Linked DNA regions of Mus musculus: region 2 is linked to region 1. The links are chromatin contacts, found by Hi-C or POLR2A ChIA-PET in ENCODE. All regions are on one chromosome and are shown on one strand. Each heading gives the region's core, a stretch centred on a gene start or an enhancer-like site at or near the end of the contact. The rest is flanking DNA. Distances are from core to core; before and after follow the strand shown. Region 1 holds the start of Coro1b (coronin, actin binding protein 1B). Region 2 holds the start of Ppp1ca (protein phosphatase 1 catalytic subunit alpha).

Evidence for each region. A loop is a pair of places that touch in the nucleus more often than their neighbours do. ChIA-PET counts read pairs that join two places held with the same protein, here RNA polymerase II (POLR2A).
Region 2: a map of heart shows a loop between it and region 1 (5-fold over the local background). The contact joins the promoter of Ppp1ca here to the promoter of Coro1b in region 1. A Hi-C loop is called at or near these places in 2 of 37 maps with a recorded cell type or tissue (heart and regulatory T cell). POLR2A ChIA-PET finds 5 or more read pairs at or near these places in 3 of 5 experiments (Patski and embryonic stem cell).

The regions. Positions count from the first base shown.
Region 1 is chr19:4,145,756-4,151,771 of GRCm38, reverse strand. It overlaps Coro1b (coronin, actin binding protein 1B), which reads right to left and starts at 3,118. Exons shown (of 11, transcript NM_011778.3): 1 at 3,036-3,118; 2 at 2,228-2,430; 3 at 1,787-1,909; 4 at 1,553-1,682; 5 at 1,151-1,332; 6 at 946-1,065; 7 at 273-377; 8 at 47-192. The coding sequence starts at 2,428.
Region 2 is chr19:4,188,721-4,194,625 of GRCm38, reverse strand. It overlaps Ppp1ca (protein phosphatase 1 catalytic subunit alpha), which reads right to left and starts at 2,452. Exons shown (of 7, transcript NM_031868.2): 1 at 2,355-2,452; 2 at 1,750-1,881; 3 at 1,374-1,604; 4 at 755-859; 5 at 1-159. The coding sequence starts at 2,409. It overlaps Tbc1d10c (TBC1 domain family, member 10c), which reads left to right and starts at 3,579. Exons shown (of 10, transcript NM_178650.3): 1 at 3,579-3,607; 2 at 3,791-3,962; 3 at 4,663-4,762; 4 at 5,113-5,220; 5 at 5,307-5,413; 6 at 5,568-5,682. The coding sequence starts at 3,817.

The DNA.
Region 1 (6,016 bases), core at 1,869-4,368:
TGAATAAAGTCTGCCTACAAATGACCGCCCCAGAGGACTTTAATACCTGGCAATTTCACACTTGCTGACCTCCAAGCCCCTCTTAGGCATGCTGCCCATACCCCTCTGGGGTTCTTTGCTGGTAAATGTATTCAGGAAGTGGATGTAGGGGGGCTCATCTGTGATCTCAAAGTACCGGATGCTGGAATCGCCCTGCAGGAATAAGGAAGTCCAGCACTTAGCCAGGGCCTTCCATTATGCTCAGCCTAAGTTTGCTGCCCACCCAGCCTCACCTTGCCACAGACATAGACCACACTGGTGTCTGGGTCATAAAAGGGCAGTAGAGCCCCATTGCTTGAATCCAGCTCCTGCAGGGCCATGGGCTCCTCAAGGTTTTCCTAAGTACATGAGGGACAATTGGGTCGAGTCAGCATCCTCTCCTTCCGAGCACTGCTAGACTGGCCTCGGCCGGTCTCACACCAGTCAGCAACACTCCTCAGCATGCTAGCGGTTTTCTCCATCTCCAGGGCCCACTTCCCAGCCTTCTCCAGGCCTCAAGACTACTCCCAAACTAATGGGCAAGTGTTGAAGACATCTGGCCACAGGAAGGGTGGGGGCCCAGGTGGTACCAGCCCAGGCCTCAAGAGGACCCTCAGAGCACACTGCTAAGGGACAGTCTCTCTACCCAGGGACTGGAAGCTCTAAGGAGAAGGGTACCTTTATGGTTTGCGCAAGCAAAAACTAAGGATGTGGGAGGCAGTGGGGGAGTGCTAGGGAGAGCCAGGGAGCTGGAAACAGGGAAGGGAGGGATGGCAACGTCCCGGGAGTCTCAAGAGCCAGGCTGAGAATCCAAGCAGTACAGACAGACGTCTCCATGCTAATCTGTCTGCCAGGCCCAGGGAGGAATATGCTAGGGTGAGGCCCAGGTCACAAGCCTGCCCGCCTTAGGCTTGCTACATCACTCACTGGGTCCCAGAGCGCCAGCTGCCGTTCACTCATGCGGCTGAAACCTGTGGTGAACACCTTCCCGTCAGCTAGAAAGATGGCCCGCATGGGCCGGGCCCCCTCGTGAGCCTTTTCACGTTCCTGTAGGATGGACAGGTGGTCAGTACAGTGCAGATCAAGGCCCTGAGTCTGGACATTGTCATATTTGCCCTTTGGGGATACCTACTGCCACCAGGGTGCCCCGCCTAGGATCGATGATTCGGACGCTCTTGTCCTTGCAAGCTGAGCAAAAGAGGCTGCCATTGTGGTTCCAGCTCACGTTGTAGATGAGGTCGGGGTGCAAGCTGTCCAGACGGTACAGCTCCTCTGCAGTGCCCACATTCCAGATAAGTACCACATTGTCACAACCTGATGGGCAAGCGGTCATCAGCTCAGGTAGCCAGGCATGCACTCGTAGGACCATCAGCCCACTAGGCCCACTCTGCCCCCGCCTCTTGAACTGATCCGGGCCACCATCTTTGCAGGCATCACTTCCCCTGTTAGACTGGCCTGTGAGAGGCTGCTGAACATTCCAGGATCATCCTGGAGAAGGGCGGAGAGCAAGGGGTAGGTATGGGATGGTGCAAACCTGCACTGAGAAGCACATTTCGGGCTGTGGGGTGCCAGGTGATAATGCCCACGCGCTTGGTATGCCCCTCGAGCACCACTACTGGCTCTGTCAGAGGGGAGGTCAGCCCATTTTCTGGAATCTGCCATACCTGCGGTAGGGAGACGGAGCATGGGCTCAGGCCTGTGCTTGCCCCTGCTGCCAGCATCCTTCAGCCACACCCTGAGACCCTGACTTGAACGGTCCTTTGCTCACCATGACAGTGCAGTCCTCTGATCCACTGGCAATGACTTCATCATTGTGGGGACACCAGTCAATATCCAGAACAGGCCCCGTGTGCCCACACACTGTCGGGTAGGCCTTGTCAATGCGGCCCGTCTGTAGTCATGAAGAGCAGTCAGAGAAGAACCCAAAGTCCCGACCTCCATTCCTCCCAGTATCTATGGGCCCTCCAAGGTGCAAGAATAATGTGACTGCCCTGGTTCCTGGTGGCCCAGATGTGTCTGCTCCACCCAGCATATGAGGAAATGCCTGCTGCAGCCTCTTATCCACACTTGGTGGCAATAAACACTTTTTCTACTTCCATCAACAATCCATCAGTAGCCACGGGCCAAGAAGTGGCACAAACTGCCCTGCCCACAGGTGTGACCAGAGTGTCCTCAGATGTCCTCTCCACCCTGACCCGCTGAGGCCCACCTTGTTTAGAGGAAGCACCATAAAGGCGCCTCCACCACTGGCTTCCACAATCACTGCCAGGAACTTGGGGTTGACTGCGCAGAAGGTGCTGTCCCAGGTAACTCGGGACACTCGAATGTCCTCATAGCACTGGTCATTCTTGACCGGCTGACCGAATACATGCCGGAATTTGCTCTGCCGCACAACTTTTCGGAAGGACATGTCTGTGAGGGCAGAGACACCTGAATCAGCTCTGCTCTCCAAAGAGACACACAGAGCATGTCACCAGGAAATTGGTCCAGCGTTAGCTGGGAGTCTCTATTTCCCCAGTTATAGAAAGGGCTCATAGGTGCAGACCAACACTCTCTGCCTCCCCATCCCCTCCCTGGCTAGGGGTCTGAGTGTGTGTGTGCTGCTGAAAGGGAGACAGAATTTAGATCTTCTGTAGGTCCCAGATGGTTCCAAGGCGCTTTCCACACCCAGAGTTTGAAGGCTGGGTGATGGGGAGAAGAGGCAGCAAAAGGGGTTGGTTGGTCTAGCAAGGCCGCAGCTCAGTCCCGGGGACTGTGCAAAGAGCTGCAGAAGTCGGGCCTAGGGACCCTGGCTGAACAGGGGTCGAGGATACTGCCAGGTCCTCAAAGTGGCCTTGGAGCACGGTCCAAGTGAACCAGGAACCCAACTTCCAAAGATCCCAGCCCAGAAAGGGAGAGAGGGGCGGCTGGGGGGTGGGAGGGAGTCGGGAATGAAGGTGGGGCGAGGCGCTCTTCCGGCTCGCGCCCCCTGCCCCAGGCCCACGTCTGCGCCCCTAGTCCGTCCCTGCCGCTCTCACCGCTCACCGCTCACCGCTCTCCGCTCCCCAGGGGCGCCGGGGACTGCGGCGGCGACCTCGGGCGGCTCCGGATCCCGGCCTCTGGGAAGCAGGAAGCGGGAATCAGGAAGTGATAGCCGAGGGAGGCGGGGGCGGGGCAAGGTCACGCGCAGAAGGCGGGGCTTTAGGATGTCCCGCCCACGGGGCAAGGCCTAGTCGCCAGGCCCTGGGCTGCTTGTTGAAAGGGGCGGGCCTGCTTGGAGCCGCGGGTACAGACTGTGCGAGTCTCTTGAGGTGGGGTGAAGCCTGCCCTCTGATTTCCCTACCCAGTTCTACCCAAAAGTATTCTCTCGCTCCGCCTCCAATGTTTTCACGTGTTTTTTGTTTTGTGTTTGAGACAGGTTGTTACTCTGCATACTTGCTGGCCTGGAACTAGCAAAGAACTTACAGATATCTGTGCAAGGATTAAAGGCATGTGCCACCACACCCTGCCATAGGTATGGGTTTTAAAGTTGGGGGGTTCCTGATGTCAGATATGTACATTGAAGAGGTGAAAGGCAATCTCTTACATCTTGATGGACTCCTGTGGCTCCTGCTCTGGCTTAGAGAAAATCGAAGTAGAGGATGACAGTGGATCCCATGCATAATGCATGTCCTTTCTCTCCTCCATCCCATCAGAGCCTGGATTTGCCTCCTCATATTTGCCCTATCTCCTCTCATCCTGGAGGACGTAGGTGTCCCTGTTAGGACCCACTGTAGTAAGAGAACACTATTCCTCTGTGTCTACCTCCAGTAACCAGTGGTGATACGAGGCCGTCTTTCCCAGAAAGGGAAGAGGGACGTGGGAAGAGGCAGGGCAGAGGTAAAGGTGCTTTGTTTAGCCTTCATGAGGCCCCAACTGTGTGTGGGAGGCTAAGTGGACTTGTGTCCCACCTCAGTGGTCACTATACTCTGAAGAAACAGGCCTAGAGAGGACAGGTGCTTGATTGAGACCTCCCAGCTGGGATTCAGCCCAACTTTGTTATTTCCAATGTCTTGGGATTTCTCACTGTTTGTAAAACCTGGAGCTAGGGAGGCAGGAGTGTGGCTTGACTTGGGTAGCAGATGTTCACAGGGAAGCCCATATGATGCCAGGTGGCTACAGTTCTAAGTACCACCCCCACCCCCCACATCACCCCACTTCAAATAAAATCCATAGTTCCATGTTCCTATGTCAGAATTCCTGTCTGACCCCAGGGCACCCAGCACTGTCCCCTCTCAGCACGTGTCCCAGTGACAGCAAACCTCAGTTCCCACCTCAGGCTAACACATCCTGCTCCCTTCTTCCTTCTGGAAGCTCTTCCTAGCCTTGGGAAGGCTTCATCCCTCAATGACCCCAGGCCTCAAGTGTCACTTCCCCTGTGGGTCTTTCTGAGCTCTCCTCTCACCCAGTTCTTCCTGTTCCTGGTTCCCATTAATCGTTCTTAGTCCCAGATGCTACATTGTGTAATTATTTGGCACCCTGCTAAGATTCATGCCAGCAAAGGAAAGACAGGGACTTTGTCTTGTGCACTCCCCTTATCCCCCAGCCTCCACCCTGCCTTCCAGTGCCCAGAGGGAGACCCAGCCAGCACCCAGCGTGAGACCACTTCATGCTGGGTGAGCGAATGAGCAGCAGAGCTGAATATAGAATTGCAAAATATTCCTATTCACAGCTCTCAGAACCAACACCTGGCTCCTTTGAAGAGGCACAGGCATCTCACCTGGAGGGGGAAGGCGGACACACACACACACACACACACCCCGCAGTATGTTGCCTGAGCTGGGGACTGTTTTGAGACTGAAGTCTCTCCAAACCTGTGCTGTGAGCCCCTAGGAAGCCCCTTATCTTGTAAAACCTTCTTTTTGAGTAGCAATTCTCCCACGTGGGAAAGGCTCCCTTTGAGAACCGTGGAGGTGGGGCCCTGAGAGATGGGGTGGGCTAAAGTTGGAGGTGGGGAAGTTTTATTCTCTGACCTGTCTGCGGTGTTGAAAAGGCTTCGAGGCCCCTATTAGGAGAAGGGAGCAGAGTGCCCCAAAGGAGACAGACATTAGGCTCTGCCCTTAGAGCCTGTGAAGTCCAGCGAACAACATGGGGAGGAGGTCATTTCCTGTGGAGGAGACACCATGACTGTGTAAGGGGACATATAATTGGCTCCCAGGCTACTCGCCGGGAGGAGGGCTCTGGCTCTAGGCCTCACTGGGTCTCAGGGTGCTCACGCGTGTATCAGATAATGGCCGTCAGTGACTGAAGGCTTGTTTTCTACCAAGGAACCTCCTTACAAATGGGCAGATTAAGTCCCCAAGAACTTTGTTGAAGGCCACACAGTCAATGAGTGGTGGAGACAGGGCCCAAACCCTTAGAGATGCCCTGGACCCTATCCATGGTCTCTAAAACGAAAGGCTGTCCAGAAAGCTATCTGGTAAATGTTCACTAAATACTTGTTAGAGCAATTAATTCAACAAATGCTTCAGAAATCTCTCTCCCACTGGCTTTAGTGCCTCTGGTGTTTGAATAAGAATGGCCTCCATAGGCTCGGATATTTGAATGCCTGGTCACCAGGGAGTGGAACTCTTTGATAAAGATTAGAAGGATTAGGAGGTGTGGCCTTGTGGGAGGAACTGTGTTCATTCACTCTGCCTGTGATTGGGTAGTGCGGGGGTTGGGGTGGATCTCTAGCACTGTGCCTGCCACCCCTGCTACGATGCTCATGAATTAAGCAAGTTCCCAATCCCATGCTTTCCTTTATGAGAGTTGCCTTGGTCACGGTGTCTCTTCACAGCAATAGACTCGTGAGTGACTAAGACAGGGCCAATAGTTCCTTCATGCTACCAGTGTGATTTGAAACTGCCTGGGCCATTCTGTGGCATTCTCGTGTAGCCACAGGCAAGAGAACATACGCTCCATTATTTTGTAGTGCTGGTGACTGAGCCCAGGGCCTTGAGGATTTTAGACAAGCACCCTACTGTGGAACTGTATCACC
Region 2 (5,905 bases), core at 1,203-3,702, 44 kb before region 1:
CAAAGGTAAAGGAGACACCACGGTCATTCTCGCCCCAGCCTTGAACATCCTTGTCAGGGTCAGACCACAGGAGATCACACAGTAGGCCCTGGTCAGGCACGTCTGTGGGCCGCATAATACGCCTAATCTGCTCCATGGATTGCAAGTCTGGAGACAGGCCTGGGGGTGGTGGAGTGGGAATAGTGTTCCTTAAACCAAGTGCTGTCCTGTGCCCAGCTCTGGGGTGGGACAGCTCCACTGTTCCCACCGCTAATCTGGGCTCCTTAAGTTCAGGGAGACAGAATCCATTACTTCCCCACTGGCCCCATTTCTCTGTGGCCTTGGCTGTCCTGGAACTCACTTTATATGACACCACCACTTAGAAGTACAGATAGCAGACCTCGGGGGTGGGGGGGCAGAAGGAGATTAATGAGTTGACTACAGGATGCCTCATGCCACAACAGGAAAGAGTGCAACCAAACTGGTGGGTGGAGCATGCCTTTAATCCCATCACTTGGGAGTCAGAGATAGGCAGGAGCTCTAGTGAGTTCAAGGCCAACCAGGTCTACAAAGTGAGTTCCAGGACTGTCAGGGTTTTACCCAGAAAGCCAGTCTCAAAAACAAACGGGGGTGTGGTAATCTCCCCTAATAAGCGATATCCAAGATGAGATTCAAGGAGCGCTATTCCAGGGAACTGAGAAGAGTTCTGTTAACTTTACAAGGCCCCTAAGGATGTGGCCCAAGAACCCAAGCACAGACCCACAACCACTCTCACCCCCGTGGCAGCAGAAGATCTTCTCATCCACAATGGCTGCAATGGGCAGGCAGTTGAAGCAGTCAGTGAACGTCTTCCACAGTTTGATGTTGTATCTTCTCTTGCCTGCGCAAAAGGAAGCGGCTCATAGGGAAGACTACACCCCCAACCCCCAACCCCAGTCTAGGTTTCTGTGCACCCATCCAGGGACAAAGCTGAGAAAAAAAGACCGAAAAGCAAAGAAAGCTTACATTCTTCTCTTTGCTCTACCCTCATCTACCTTCCAGAATTCCAACACCTGAACTCGTCTGGCCCAACCATGATGGTGGTACCCACTCTGGTCCCATGGATGAGGCCAAACCAGGAGTGGGTCTGTTTTATTCATACAGGCATCCTAAATGTTTACTAAGGAATGTACTAGAAGGGGGTGTCATCAGGCAGGGCTGTGGCTTTAGCAAATGGGCAGCCCTGCATGTACATCCATTCACCAGGCCCCTCCTGAGCGCCAAGGACGACAGACGTGTTGCTGGGGCCCTACAGGGCTCATCATTGGGGGTCTTTTGGCACTAGACCAATGTAGGGGGCCCATGAAGAGCAGGGAATGTAGTTCTGGGCAGACAGCAACATTCAAAGCACTTACATTCATCATAGAAGCCATAAATGCGGTTGATGCTGGCACACTCATGGTTCCCACGAAGTAGAAAGAAATTCTCCGGGTATCTGATCTTATAGGCCAGCAACAGGCAGATGGTCTCCAAAGACTGCTTGCCCCGATCTACATAATCCCCCAAGAAGAGGTAGTTGCTCTCTGGAGGGAAGCCACCATACTCAAACAGCCGTAGAAGGTCATAGTACTGGCCATGGATGTCACCTGGGAACCAGAGAAAACTAGGTAGGTGCAAGATGTAAACTTGACCCCAGGGCCAGCAATAGGTTAAAGGGTGGAGGAACACGGTTAATGGGGCACGAGTAGGGGCTATTTTCAGGAAGCAAAAGGGTTCTGTGCAAGGATTTACCACAGATCTTGAGGGGCGCCTCAAGCTCCAGAAGAATGGGCTGGCTCAGGAAAATCTCCCGGGATTTGAGGCACAGACCACGGATCTCGTTCTCTGTCAGCTGCACGTTCTTCCCAGGCCGTGAGCCCTGCACTGAGTACGGAATAGGGTCTTGGGACCCTGACCTCGCAGACCGGACGAGGGTAGGTGTCGCGCCCCCCTAACAGGGGCAACTGTTGCAAGTGAGCCCCCACCCCCTCACCCCGAAACCTTTGCGTCAGGCCTTCAAAGGCAAGATCCGACCCCTTAGCCACCCGGAGGGCCTCCAGAGAAACGCCTGTGCTCAGCAGCCTGTCAGCCGAAGCTTCCTCGCTTCGGGATCCCTTCCCAGCTAGCTTCGCAGGAGCCTCACCCTGAGTCCCGGGCACTCGTGCACCCCCGGCCTCTGAGCGCGCTCCAAAGCCCAGGCGCCCGCGGGGGGGGGGGGTGCCGTGGCCATGGATCCTCACGGCCTGTCCCCGCCCAAGCGACGCTAGCCCCCGGGAGCGGCGGGCCGCCCGCGCGCCACTTCCAGACGGCGAGGGGCCCGGGCTCGGCGCGAGCGCACCTTCCCTACCCCTGCCCACCTTCCAGCAGGCGCCCGATGATGGAGTCCAGGTTGAGCTTCTCGCTGTCGGACATGGCGGCGCCGCCGCTCCGGCCCACCAGCTCCGGGCCCTCTCCTGCCTCCCGCCCTCTTACAGCCTCCTTCCGGCCTGGCTCTCCTTCCGCCCTCCCCAGCCCGCCCCCGGCCCGCCGCCCCTCCTCTTCGGTCGACCGCCCCGCCCCGCCCTGCCGCGTCCGTAGTTCCCCGCTCTCTAGCGCCTCCCCTGGACGGGAAGCTCCGCAGCCCGAGAGGGCCTCGGGCGAGCGGGCGGGGCTGGCAGGGGTGGTGAGCCGGGGTTCGGTAGGGCGGGGTTAGGTCGGCTCCACCCTGGAGGAATCGCCCTGCCGCGTTCAGATGAGTTAGGGCCGGAAGTACTGTAGGAATTGTTTTTCTCTTTCCAAGTCTCTCCCACCCCAGCCCTGCGTGGGACTGTGGTATGAGCATGTTAATCGCTGACTTCTCAAACACTAAATAAATTCCTCGAAGTGCAGAAAAAGAAACTAAGGCTTAATGATACTGAGAGTGGGCTCCAGACCTCCGGAGCCTCACATTCACCTCCATCTTTATGGCCAGACCCATGAACACCTGCTACTGAACTCTAAGCAGTGTTTTGGTCCAGGTTGCCTTGGTGCCTGCTACGTCCATTTTTTTTCCATAAGTGATGTAATACGTTGTATCTCGTTCATGTTGTAAGTCCTTTGTAGAGTACTTGGACTTGTCTAGCATGTGCAAGGCCTGAGGTTCCAGCTCCGGCTCTGGAAGGAACATTAAAGTAGGCTTGGTGTCGTAAACCTATAATTCCAGTGCCTGAAATTCCTGCACTCAGGAGTCTGGACACAGGAGGATCAGAAGTTCAGGGTCATCTCCTGTCTGGGCTACATAAGACCCTGTTCTCACACTACCCCTTCACTCTCAAAACAAAACAAAACAAAAAACCCGGGGCAGGGGGTTGGAGGGGTGGGATGACATTAAAGGATAATTATTATTGGAACCATAAATTGGTTTTACTTGGTAAAACTGAAGGTGGCCTGTCATCTTCAATTTGGGCCAGCCAGGGAATCAATACACCCAGCATCCTCTGGATGGGAGGAGGTCGTGGCTCTGGCACTAGGGCAAGCAGGAAGAACCTCACAGAGGAAGGGGGGAGTCCCCCCACCAGGGAGGGGCCCCCAGCAAGCTGCTGAGCTGAGACTGAGGAGGAAGTGAGAAGAAGAGGTGAGGTGCAGCAAGGAGGTGAGCCGGGCTGCTGGGGTAGGGGCCAGGCTTGGGGCTGGGGCTCTGCACAGAGACTTGGTCTCAGGGTCTACCCGACTCCCCAGCAAAAGAGGGGGCTTAGTCCCCTGTGACTGAGGACTGGTGGCTGGAATCCCCAGCCTGAGTCTGGCTGTTCACACTGGCTCTCTGTATGTCTTGCAGCCTGTGACACTGGGGTCCAGGGCAGAATGGCCCAGGCCCTGGGAGAGGACTTGTTATCAGAACTACAGGATGATTCTAGCTCCCTAGGGTCTGACTCAGAGCTGAGTGGGCCCAGTCCATATCGCCAGGCTGACCGTTATGGCTTCATTGGGGGCAACTCAGGTGAACTGAGGTGAGTGAGGCATGGGTAGGGGAGAGAGTAGGGTCCAGAGACTGAGGACACTAGCCCAAAACTCAGCTGCTGGTGTCACTGCTCGGTTCCGCGTGGTGGGGTGGGGGTGGGGGTGGGGTGTGCTTTATCTCTTTATCCTCTGACGATCTGTACCTTCCCCTAAAGCTGAACATCCTTTCCCTTTTAACCTCTGGTCCAAGAACCCCAGATGGAAATTTGGATGTCTTCTCTTCTCCAGGTTTCCCTTACACAGTTAATCACAGACAGAAACTTGACACATCGCACAGCAGATCAGAAAAAGAAGCAGATTCAGACTCAGGACTTCAGGCTTCCAGTCCAGGGCACTATCCACCCAGCTTCCCCTATGAGTTAGCTCTGTCTCTGTTTTAGGGGACAGCCAAATAGACCTACCCTAAATACCTCCTCATCCCATTAGTCTTTCCAGCTTCTATCCCTTTATTCCTGTTTGTTTGTTTGTTTGTTTGTTTGTTTGTTTCAAGACAGGGTTTCTCTGTATAGCCCTGGCTGTCCTGGAACTCACTCTGTAGACCAGGCTGGCCTCGAACTCAGAAATCTGCCTGCCTCTGCCTCCCGAGTGCTGGGATTAAAGTGCTCCACCACGCCTGGCCAGTTTCTATCCCTATTGAAACCCAAATCCCCTTCCTTTACCTTTGATACTGTGTCTGTTGTGTGCCTCCAGGCTTTGTCAACCCTCTGCAGACCTCATCCGCCAGCGAGAGATGAAATGGGTGGAAATGACCTTACACTGGGAGAAGACCATGTCCCGACGATACAAGAAGGTAAGGAAAAAGAGGTGTACATACACTGGTTCCCAAAGTTCTCAATCCCCCTGCTTCTGCTTCCCAAGTGGACTCTTGACCAAAGAAAAGCTGTGCTTAGAGCTGGGCAATGGTGGCGCACACCTTTAATCCTAACACTTGGGAGGCAGAGGCAGGCGGATTTCTGAGTTAAAGGCCAGCCTGGTCTACAGAGTGAGTTCCAGGACAGCCAGGGCTATAAAGAGAAACCCTGTATCCAAAAACCAAAAAAAGAAAGGAAGGAAGGAAAAGACCGAAAGAAAGAAGCAAGCAAGCTGTGCCTGAGAGCAAGAGAGCAGAAGAAACCCTAATGCATCTGACCTCACCCACAGGTAAAGATCCAGTGCCGCAAGGGCATCCCCTCAGCCCTGCGTGCCCGGTGTTGGCCCCTCCTGTGTGGGGCCCGGATGTGTCAGAAGAACAACCCTGGCACCTACCAGGTAAGAAAGTTGGCAGGATCTTTACTACCCCTTCTCAGAGCTCCCTGCCACCTGACCCTCCATATCTCCCTTCCTCCCACCAACAGGAGCTGGCAGCAGCCCCCGGGGACCCGCAGTGGATGGAGACCATTGGCAGAGACTTGCACCGTCAGTTTCCTCTGCATGAGATGTTTGTGTCACCCCAGGGACACGGGTACGAGGCCAGGGATACCCACGCTCCTCATGCTAGATTCTTTAGTTCTACTTTTACATCCTTGGACGAGGGAGACTCTGGCCTGGGCAGAGGCCACAGAGGGCAGGCAGGGGGATGCCTGGGAGGCTAGCCTTAATGAGCTCTTTTGGCACAGGCAGCAGGGGCTGCTGCAGGTTCTCAAGGCCTACACCCTGTACCGGCCAGAGCAGGGATACTGCCAGGCTCAGGGACCTGTAGCTGCTGTGCTGCTCATGCATCTACCCCCAGAGGTGAGTGACCTTGACCCTGCTCTGAGACCCTCAACCCCTAGTGATCTGAGACACCCCCCCCCAACCCCAGGTACTGGACCTCAGAAATATGTGTTCCTTTACTTCAGGCACTGTTCTTTGTCCAAAGCCTCATGTCCACCAATCTCAGTAACCATTAAGTCTGTTATTCTTTTTTTTTTTTTTTAAATCTGTTATGCTTGATCTTGACTTTTACCGCAGTGAT